3 separate regions of the Homo sapiens genome follow, and all the other regions are linked to region 2. A link is a contact called in ENCODE Hi-C or POLR2A ChIA-PET data. All regions are on one chromosome and are shown on one strand. The core of a region is the stretch at or near the end of the contact, and the rest is flanking DNA. Distances in the headings are between cores, read along the strand shown. Region 1 holds the start of BEX4 (brain expressed X-linked 4). Region 2 holds the start of HNRNPH2 (heterogeneous nuclear ribonucleoprotein H2). Region 3 holds the start of LINC00630 (long intergenic non-protein coding RNA 630).

The links. Hi-C counts contacts between places; a loop is a spot of excess contacts on that map. ChIA-PET counts read pairs that join two places held with the same protein, here RNA polymerase II (POLR2A). Pooled maps may share reads with other maps.
Region 1: a map of CD8-positive, alpha-beta T cell shows a loop between it and region 2 (4-fold over the local background). The contact joins the promoter of BEX4 here to the promoter of HNRNPH2 in region 2. A Hi-C loop is called at or near these places in 3 of 168 maps with a recorded cell type or tissue (CD8-positive, alpha-beta T cell, breast epithelium and naive thymus-derived CD4-positive, alpha-beta T cell) and 7 of 50 pooled maps.
Region 3: a loop to region 2 is called in a map of naive thymus-derived CD4-positive, alpha-beta T cell, with 28 times the contacts of the local background. The contact joins the promoter of LINC00630 here to the promoter of HNRNPH2 in region 2. A Hi-C loop is called at or near these places in 1 of 168 maps with a recorded cell type or tissue (naive thymus-derived CD4-positive, alpha-beta T cell) and 10 of 50 pooled maps. POLR2A ChIA-PET finds 5 or more read pairs at or near these places in 1 of 52 experiments (T-cell).

The regions. Positions count from the first base shown.
Region 1 is chrX:103,213,763-103,217,085 of GRCh38, reverse strand. It overlaps BEX4 (brain expressed X-linked 4), which reads right to left and starts at 1,978. Exons shown (of 3, transcript NM_001080425.4): 1 at 1,848-1,978; 2 at 1,322-1,404; 3 at 1-937. The coding sequence starts at 932. The coding sequence ends at 570.
Region 2 is chrX:101,406,714-101,409,932 of GRCh38, reverse strand. HNRNPH2 (heterogeneous nuclear ribonucleoprotein H2) reads right to left here and starts at 1,711. Exons shown (of 2, transcript NM_019597.5): 1 at 1,614-1,711. The region is part of intron 3 of RPL36A-HNRNPH2 (RPL36A-HNRNPH2 readthrough); the gene reads right to left. GLA (galactosidase alpha) reads left to right here and starts at 2,008. Exons shown (of 7, transcript NM_000169.3): 1 at 2,008-2,223. The coding sequence starts at 2,030.
Region 3 is chrX:102,767,767-102,770,869 of GRCh38, reverse strand. It overlaps LINC00630 (long intergenic non-protein coding RNA 630), which reads right to left and starts at 1,717. Exons shown (of 12, transcript NR_146589.1): 1 at 1,529-1,717. The region is part of intron 8 of ARMCX5-GPRASP2 (ARMCX5-GPRASP2 readthrough); the gene reads right to left.

The DNA of each region.
Region 1 (3,323 bases), core at 729-3,228, 1.8 Mb before region 2:
ACATCAGAATTACTTAAGAGAGTTTGTTAAAAATGGAGATTCTGGAGCCCCACTCTGTGAGTCTGGACGATAGGTCCTACATTTTTAAATGCCCCTGCCTGCCCCCAAGGTGTTTTTATACAGATGGTAGACTCACTCTGAAAAACACTAGAACATACATTCTTAAAATATCAAACATTGAATTCTGGGTATGATCATTCTTTTTTGGTCAGGGACAAGAAAAAAACTGTCAAAGACAACTGAGATTTTGAGTCCAGGTAGCCGGAGGAGGAAAAGTAATACTTACAAAAATAAGGACTGGAATGAAAAAGGAAGATGATGGAATACAGACTGCTTTTTGAACTGCTTTATGCATTTCATATTATGAAAAGAGTATTTTTCCTAAAATAGGTGAATTGCCATGCTGACCGTAACTTTTAGGCTGAGACAAAACAATATTCAATTAGAATTCTAATTTCCATTAGAAACTGGTAAGTGTAAACCCCAAAAGGCTTACAGAAAAAGTAAATCACAAAAATACAAGCTTGTAAAGCAGTGTTCACATTAACCTCAGCGAAAACTTTTAGGATTCAAGGTATGAGGCAAAAGTCATAATGGTTGTCAGGTTCAGGAGTTTGGAAGCGCATATAGTGCCTCATCTGCTGTTCCCTAGTCTTTCTCTTGATTTCCATCATCTGCCCTACAAACCTTTCTACATCATCTCTCGCTTCATTGTGCTCAATATGCCTATTAGGTATGGCCCATCGAAAATTAGGGACAAGTCGCCTAACTCGCCCCCGCCTGATATTTCCTCCAGGCTTCTGGCCTTCACCCCCTCCCAAATGGCGGGATTCTTCTTCATTCTGCGTGGGGGCCTGCTCCCCTCCTTCGTTTTCTTGTTGGGCATTTTCCCCGTTGAGATTGTTTGCCGCTAGTTCCTCTTTGGACTCCATTACTCCTAGGAGACAAGAGAGAGAAAATGGGCTGAATTCTTGGTGGACTGATAAGCACTGAGGACAGAGGCCCTACTAGGCACCTTTTAAAATTCAGAGCCCTGGACTTGACTTTATACTCTAACATTTCATTTTTTTCCACCTGAGAAGCCAGTATGCCCTGTGGGGTGCCCTCAATCCGAGCCCCTCCCTTCCGCAAAGCCCACCATTTTCCCTGTAGATCCATCTCCAGGCTTCCGCAGGCAGCAAAATGGAGGACGAGGATGGCGTGTGGGAAGGGGAGGGTTGCATGGGGTAGAGGGGGGCGAGGGTGAAGGCATGGATTAGGGTCTCAGACTGGGCTTTCCTCACGTTCCGGCCCCCGCCTCACCACCGACCCTCGCACCGACCTGGGCCTATCCTTGCAGTCTCCTCCTCCGGATTCTTGACGCGAGGTGCGCCGCCGCGACACTTAGCCCCGCAGACCTGCAGACTGCCGGGGTGGGGGAAGTGGGGGCTGCTGCAGCAGAACGCTAGCTAGGAACTACCGCCATCCGGCCCCTCCCCCGCCCCGCCCCGAGGCCCTGGCCCTGGCCCTGGCCCTGGCCCTCCTCGCCACCCTCGCCCCCCGCCTCAGCCGCCCCGCCCCGCAAGCTGACCACCATTTTCTGCACCAAGAAGTGCGGGGCAGGGGTGTCGGAAAAGCTTGCGCTGATGGCGTAGGCAGGTGTTTCCGAAGGGTCGTAGCCCCAGGACCGCCGGCTCCCTCCGGGCCGGGCACCTCTCCGCTCAAGGAAGGCTCGCGGGCCCGCCGCGGGGCCCGGGGGCTGCATCGCGGACCGATTGCTTCTCCGCACGGCTCCCCCGGGGTGGGCATCCGCAGGCCGGAGCCACTCCCTCACACCAACCCCAGGGACCCCCCGCCGGGTTCCTTACCTGCTCCCCCTCCGCTTCCTAATTTCGGGGCCGCCCCTGGCCCACACGTCCTCAGGGCCACCGGGAGCAGGTACCACCGCCGAGAATGGAACGAGCCACGACGGCTCTGACGCCAGAGCGAGACAACACTCAGTGTTGGCCGGTCACGTGGGGCTGTTGTCATCGCCAACGGCTCCGCCCCCGTCCCACGCCCCCTCCTGCAGCCCGGAGTCAGGCGGGGCTTTCGGGTCAGCCCCTATCCTCATCCGGAGTCTCTTTTAGTATCTCCAGACTGGCCGGCCCTTCCACTCTCCTGTCTTTGTGTATTCTTGGGACTTCCTCTGCCTCCCCAAGAGGGAAGCTGTCTTCTCAGGGAGCTGTTGGCCATTCCCACTTCTGTGGGGACTTGCCTCTCCCTGTCCTGGGCTCCCAGGATTTTCCCCACATCTCCCAACCAGGACGCGGGCGCAGAATTTAAAGGGGTGCAAAATTCCTCAGCAGTCAAGAAAAATAACATTTTAATGCAACATTTTAAAAAACAATTATTGCAAGAAAATTTATGATGAGCAAGATGTCAAAAATTTAAATAAAGAGAGCATCAGTCCCGCCCACCCCAATGGCAAACTGTGGTACTTGTTACCAATGCTCATCCTTTTCTCCACACCAGAACGTTTGGGGGGGGACAGGAAATGAGTCAAGGACAGTGGATTTTTTTTCTAATTCTTCTTAATACCTTTCTGTTCTGTTCCTTTTTTTGGGGGGTGGGGCAGAGTCTCGCTCTGTCGCCCAGGCTGGAGTGCAGTGGCGCGATCTCGGCTCACTGCAAGCTCCGCCTCCCGGGCTCACGCCATTCTCCTGCCTCAGCCTCCCGAGTAGCTGGGACTACAGGCGCCCGCCACCACGCCCGGCTAATTTTTTGTATTTTTAGTAGAGACGGGGTTTCACCGTGTTAGCCAGGATGGTCTGGATTTCCTGACCTCGTGATCCGCCCGCCTCGGCCTCCCAAAGTGCTGGGATTACAGGCGTGAGCGCCCGGCCCCTTTTTTGTTTAAGAAACAGTCTTTATAGTTTAACTTTATCTTAACTTTAATGGAAAATTTCGAACATTTGGAAAAATGGAATAGTATAATGCAAACCCCATGTACTAGTCCTCACTCAGATTCCACAGTTAACAACTCATGGCCAATCTTATTTCGTCTTTATCTTACCCGCTTCCCAACCTTAAAATTATTTCTGAAGCAAATTCTAGACATAATATCACTTTAGGCATAAATATTTCAAAGTATGTATCTACAAGATAAGGGTTTTCTTCTTTTTAGCATATAACCACAATACTGTTGTCACATTTAATAATTCACAATTCCTTAATATCATTTTATGTCTAATCTGTGTTCAAATACCCAATTGTATTATAGTTTTTTTTAACAGTTTGTTTGAATCAAGATACAAATAAGATATGCGCATTTTGATTGGTTGCCAAATTTCCTAAATTTCTTT
Region 2 (3,219 bases), core at 462-2,961:
TAAATAGCCATCATTAGAGGAATGGCTGAATGAATTATACTTTATCCTTAAACTGGAATGCAATGCAGCCATTTAAAAAAAATCTATCTGCCTTGACCCAGAAAGATCTCCAAAATACATTAAATAAAAGAATATACATAGTATGATCCTACTTATAGTAAAAGATTGGCATGCATGTATATACGTATGTAAATAAATAAAAGATCTGGAAGCAAACTTGTTTTTGAGAGAACTGAAGGGTGGGGGGGTGAAGTGGGCTTTTCGCTTTTTACCCTATATACTTCTATACAGTTTTAATTCTTTACATTTGCTGTACTGGGATTTTTTCTTTTTAAGTTAGAAAGAACATATTAGTGGTTACTCTGAGTGGGAGGTTTATGGATTTTCCATGTTATTTTTCCAATTTTTTTATGCAGCCTTAAATTTCTACAGAAATAATTACTTTTACTTCAGCAAAAAAAGTAACATAAAACAAATTAAAATGTTTGCATTTCTGGGATTTGGTATAGGAAATTTTATAAAATTTTCTAATTTTGTATGTGGATGGTTTATCTGAAATGGTCTGGGAGCACTGGGCCTCTTGGAAACAAAGTACAAAGTGTAATAACGGCCATAAAACTACACTGAGGAAACGATTTAACAAACATTTACTGATTGCCGATTATGTGCCTAGCACACTGCATCTGCAGTGATAACAGTTTTCCTATTAACCATCCTAAGGTCTCAGTGACAGATTTACAAGCTGTTTTTTTATTTCATTTTGCAGGATTTTTTTTTTTTTTTTTGCTTGCCTTATCCCTGGGATAACCCGTCCCATTTAATTCCCTGCACCGCTCTATTCCTTAAGAGCCCTTCTGTAGGGGCAGAGAGGTTCTACTTCATTACTGCGTCTCCTGGGAAGGCCATCAGGACTGCTGGCTAAAGTGGGAACCAGGACTCTTTGTGAGTTAAGAATTTGTGTATTTATATGTGTGTTATACACATTTTTTAAAAAACTGTAACGACATCAGGTTGAGCAGTCGTCTCCGGGTGGTGAATTATGTGTATTTTTAAATTTTATACTATATTGTTATTTTTCAAATGTTCGAAATTGAATATGTAGATTGTTGTTATCAGCAGAAAAATAAACATTATTCAAATACTCTATTCAGTAAAGTAATTTATTGGGCGCCTTTGTCAAGCACGCATTTGCCTAGATGTGACTCTACAGATAAAATTCACTTGGGGCCTCCCCTTACAGACAATCAGGCAGTGGAGACTGAGTGCCTGAATGGATAGACCAGCACTCAGACCACTATTTTCAGTATCTGTTTTTCTTAACTCAGGGCCGTGGTTTTCAAACGTTTTTCGCCTTACGGTCACCCTTAGGGGTCCCCCGAGACCGGCCCAGACAGACAGATATACAAAAACACATACACAGTCATGAGCGTCCACCATTTCCCCACCAGGCGCAGCACAGGCGGCTTCCCGGCACTGAGATGGGGGGGAGGAGGGAGAGAGCGCGAGGGGGGAGGGGAAAGCAGAGAACGAAAGAGGCGGAGGCGGCCCCCGAACCCCGCTCTGGTCTTCATCATCACCACCCCTGGGTCCCCAGTTCCCACCCACACACCAACCTCTAACGATACCGGGTAATTTTCCTCCTTCTTCCCTCAAACGGCTATAGCGAGACGGTAGACGACGACCAGAACTACTTCTGCTCACGTAAGCGAGTAATCACGTGAGCGCCTACGTCATGTGAGATCTCGGTCACGTGAGCAACTCTCGGCTTAAACTCGGGATCACTAAGGTGCCGCACTTCCTTCTGGTATGGAAATAGGGCGGGTCAATATCAAGAAAGGAAGAGGGTGATTGGTTAGCGGAACGTCTTACGTGACTGATTATTGGTCTACCTCTGGGGATAACCGTCCCAGTTGCCAGAGAAACAATAACGTCATTATTTAATAAGTCATCGGTGATTGGTCCGCCCCTGAGGTTAATCTTAAAAGCCCAGGTTACCCGCGGAAATTTATGCTGTCCGGTCACCGTGACAATGCAGCTGAGGAACCCAGAACTACATCTGGGCTGCGCGCTTGCGCTTCGCTTCCTGGCCCTCGTTTCCTGGGACATCCCTGGGGCTAGAGCACTGGACAATGGATTGGCAAGGACGCCTACCATGGGCTGGCTGCACTGGGAGCGCTTCATGTGCAACCTTGACTGCCAGGAAGAGCCAGATTCCTGCATCAGGTATCAGATATTGGGTACTCCCTTCCCTTTGCTTTTCCATGTGTTTGGGTGTGTTTGGGGAACTGGAGAGTCTCAACGGGAACAGTTGAGCCCGAGGGAGAGCTCCCCCACCCGACTCTGCTGCTGCTTTTTTATCCCCAGCAAACTGTCCCGAATCAGGACTAGCCCTAAACTTTCTCTGTGTGACCTTTCCTGGGATGGGAGTCCGGCCAGCGGCCCCTGTTTCTTTCTCTCTCTCTCTCTCTCTCGTTCTCCTTCTCTTTCTCTTTCTCTTCTTTCCTCTCTCTTTCTCTCTCTCCCTGCCCGGTTCTCTTTTTTCACTGCTCCTTGCAGAGCAGGGCCACCCCATAGGCAGTGTGCCCAAAGTAGCCCTGCCCGGTTCTATTCAGACCCTTCTTGTGAACTTCTGCTCTTCCTCTGCCGGGTGCTAACCGTTAGAACATCTAGGGTGGGTAGGAGGAATGGGGAACTAAGATTCGTGCCATTTTTTCTCCTTTTGGGGTCGTGGATTTCTCGGCAGTATCTCGAGGGAGTTAGAGAGACCATAAGGTCGCTGAGATCTCTCCCACCTCGCCCATGAGCGTGGCATCAGGCTGGAAGGTTGACATGGAGGAACTTTATACATTTACACCTTTGCGTGAGGGTTGAGGCTGGATTAGATAGGTATTGAACATATCTGACCCTCACAATCCTTATCTGTAAATTGGGATTACAACCTTTTAATTTCAGGGAGCTGACAAAAAAAATCTGAAAAATAGTTCTTATCTCACACAGGTGAGTTTTCAAGGAGATAACCTATTTAAAGTACATAGCACAGCGCTTGACCATTCAACTGCGCTTACAGAGCAAATGTTCAATGGGAAAATGAATGTAAATCTACAAATCTGAATGAATATGTGTATTTTTCTGGAGAGAGGATATTTACCTTTCTTCAAATTCTCAAAGGGCTCTGTGATTTAAAAAAGGTTAGGAATCACTGATAGATGTTGGTAAAAG
Region 3 (3,103 bases), core at 468-2,967, 1.4 Mb before region 2:
AGATGATGGATATGCTAACTACCCTGATTTTATCACTACACATTGTATACATATATTGAAATATCACAGTGTACCCCCATAAATATGTACAATAATCATGTGTCCATATATAATAAAATATACATTTTTCAAAGTAAGACATACAAGTGGCCAACAGATATGTGAAAAAATTCTCAATATCACTAATTGTCAGGGAAATGCACATTAAAACCATAACAAGATATCACCTCACACTTGTTAGGATGGCCATTATTTAAAAAAACAGAAGATGGTAAGTGTTCACAAGGATGTGGAAAAAAATGGAACCCTTGTACAATACTGGGAATGTAAATTTATACAGATATTACAGAAACAGTATGGTCATTCCTGAAAAAAACTAAAAATAGAATTACCAAATGATCCAGCAGTCCCCCTTCTGAGTATATATCCAAAGGAAATGAAATTAGTACCTCAAACAGATGTATGTACTCCCATGTTCACTGCAGCATTATTCACAATAGCCAGGGTATGGAATCAACCTAAGTATCCACCAACAGATGAATAAAGAAAATGTCATACATGCACACAATGGCGTACTATTCAGCTTTTTGAAAAAAGAAGGAAATCCTGTCATTTGTGACAACATGGATGAACCTGGAGGACATTAAGTGAAATAAGCCAGGCACAGCAAGACAAATACCACGTAATCTCACTTGTATATGGAATCTAAATAAGTTGAACTCATAGAAGCAGAGAGTAGAACAGTAATTACCAGACAGAGGCTGGGGAGGGGTTTGGGGAGATGTTGGTCAATGGATACAAAATTTCAGTTAGAGAGGAGGGATAAATTCAAGGGATCTATTGTACATCATAGTGACCATGGTTAATAAAAATATATTGTACACTTGAAAACTGCTAAAAGGGTAGATTTTAAGTGTTCACCACAAAAAAAAGTACATTAGGTAATGCATAGGTTTATTAGCTTGATTCAGCCATTCTACAATGTATAAAATATATCAAAACATCATATGACTTTTTAATTGACACTTTATAAGTTATAGTTCATAAACAAATTTATTATACAACAGATATGGGAGAATGCATATTATAATCTCAAATTGGTAGGAAGGCCTTCTAACTAACTTTATATTTCAACATTCATTTGATAGTGTTGATGGGAATCACTGGTTATTATTTATGCAGTCAGAAATATATATATAAACTTATCATAAATGCATGTTAAACATAAAGTTTCTCCCTTGTCTATACTGTAAGAAAGTTTGAAACAGAACAAGAAGAGGCCTGACTTCATACAGGCATTCCTGATCCTGCAATAACCACAGGGCTATCGTCTTGCACCTATGTTATCACTGAAGGTTTCAGCAATCCTGTGGGTGAGCATTTTTATTTCCATTTTACAGAGTGGGAAACTGGGCTCAGAGAGGGTCTTTACCTGTCTCATCCTCCCGCGTCCCGCCTTTACAGGGAAAGTAGCCCCGGGACACCCTGGAGCAGGACACCACACTCACTGGGGCCAGAAGAGACCCACCTCTCTCTCCTTCACGAAACAGCCAGAGCGCCGATCCCCAAAGTGGGAACGAGGGGACGTCGATCTGGGGTCCTTTCGTCTCCCTAAACCCCACGGAGATTCAGGCCACACTGCTGGGCACTCACAACCTCCACTGAGTCCAAACGCCTGAAGGCGGTTCTCCCCAGGCCAAATTGGTCTCAATAAAAAGTCGTCACCGTCGCTAATATGACGTCAGGTTACTATGGCAACCGCGTAGCACTGGCTTGTCTTCCACACCTGAAAATGACTATGCACAACCCGCTCCTCCATCCCCAGCCTATCCCTTAAAGCAAAACACCTTCATTCTTCAGATAACTCCCTGAGAAAACATACCAATTAGAGGCTGGGATCCGGGCAATTTTCAAGACTCTCTACTCATTATGGTAGAGGAAAGGAAGTCCATGTTGTCAGGAATTTTGCTTTAAAAGTGACCTAAGGGGGCCGGGCGCGGTGGCTCATGCCTGTAATCCCAGTACTTTGGGAGGGCGAGGCGGGAGGATCACGAGGTCAGAAGATCGACACCATCCTGACTAACACGGTGAAACCCCATCTCTACTAAAAATACAAAAAATTAGCCGGGCGTGGTGGCGAGCGCCTGTAGTCCCAGCTACTCAGGAGACTGAGGCAGTAGAACGGTGTGAACCCGGGAGGCGGAGCTTGCAGTGAGCCGAGATTCTCAAAAAAAAAAAAAAAAAAAAGTGACCTTAGAGGAGTATCATCAGTACACAGAAGCCCAGAGAGGTGTCCTAGGACTCTGGGAGATGAGCTAGCCCTCTGAGGAGGAACATGTACAACTCACACACTATACTAGGCAGTTGGTTTTCTGTGGCAGAAAACAGATTGTTTATAATCAAGTGACTGAATGATCTAGAAACACAAAAACTGTCATTTGAGTAATAATACAGTTATTTCAGGGAGGCCGGACTAGAATAATATAATCATTTAGTAGGCAGGAATCCAGTCAATTAAAACACACAGTAGTTTGCCTTAAGGAAATTTTTTTTTTTTTTTTTTTTTTTGAGACGGAGTCTCGCTCTATCGCCCAGGTTGGAGTGCACGGCGCAATCTCAGCTCACTGCAACCTCTGCCTCCCAGGTTCAAGCGATTCTCCTGCCTCAGCCTCCCGAGTAGCTGGGATTACAGGCGCTTACCACCACACCCAGCTAATTTTTATATTTTTAGTAGAGACAGGGTTTCACCATGTTAGTCAAGCTGGCCTCGATCTCCTGACCTCGTGATCCACCCGCCTCGGCCTCCCAAAGTGCTGGGATTACAGGCGTGAGCCACCGCACCCAGCCCTGCCTTAAGGAAATTCTTATCCTTCATTCCTGGTATGTTTTTCCATGTGGAAAATACATCCATGACAAAAATACATGTAGCCTCTACACACTCACTCCTCTCTACGGCAGGAATGACTTATCCGATTGGAGAATCTGGAAGGAGACACATGATACTCTGCCCAAGCCCTCTCCCTTCAACTTCTTGGTAGTAAGCTGCCCTTCAGGAGGCACTTGTTCAGCTTTGCCTTCAGGGATGGGACTTAAAATAGGCCCA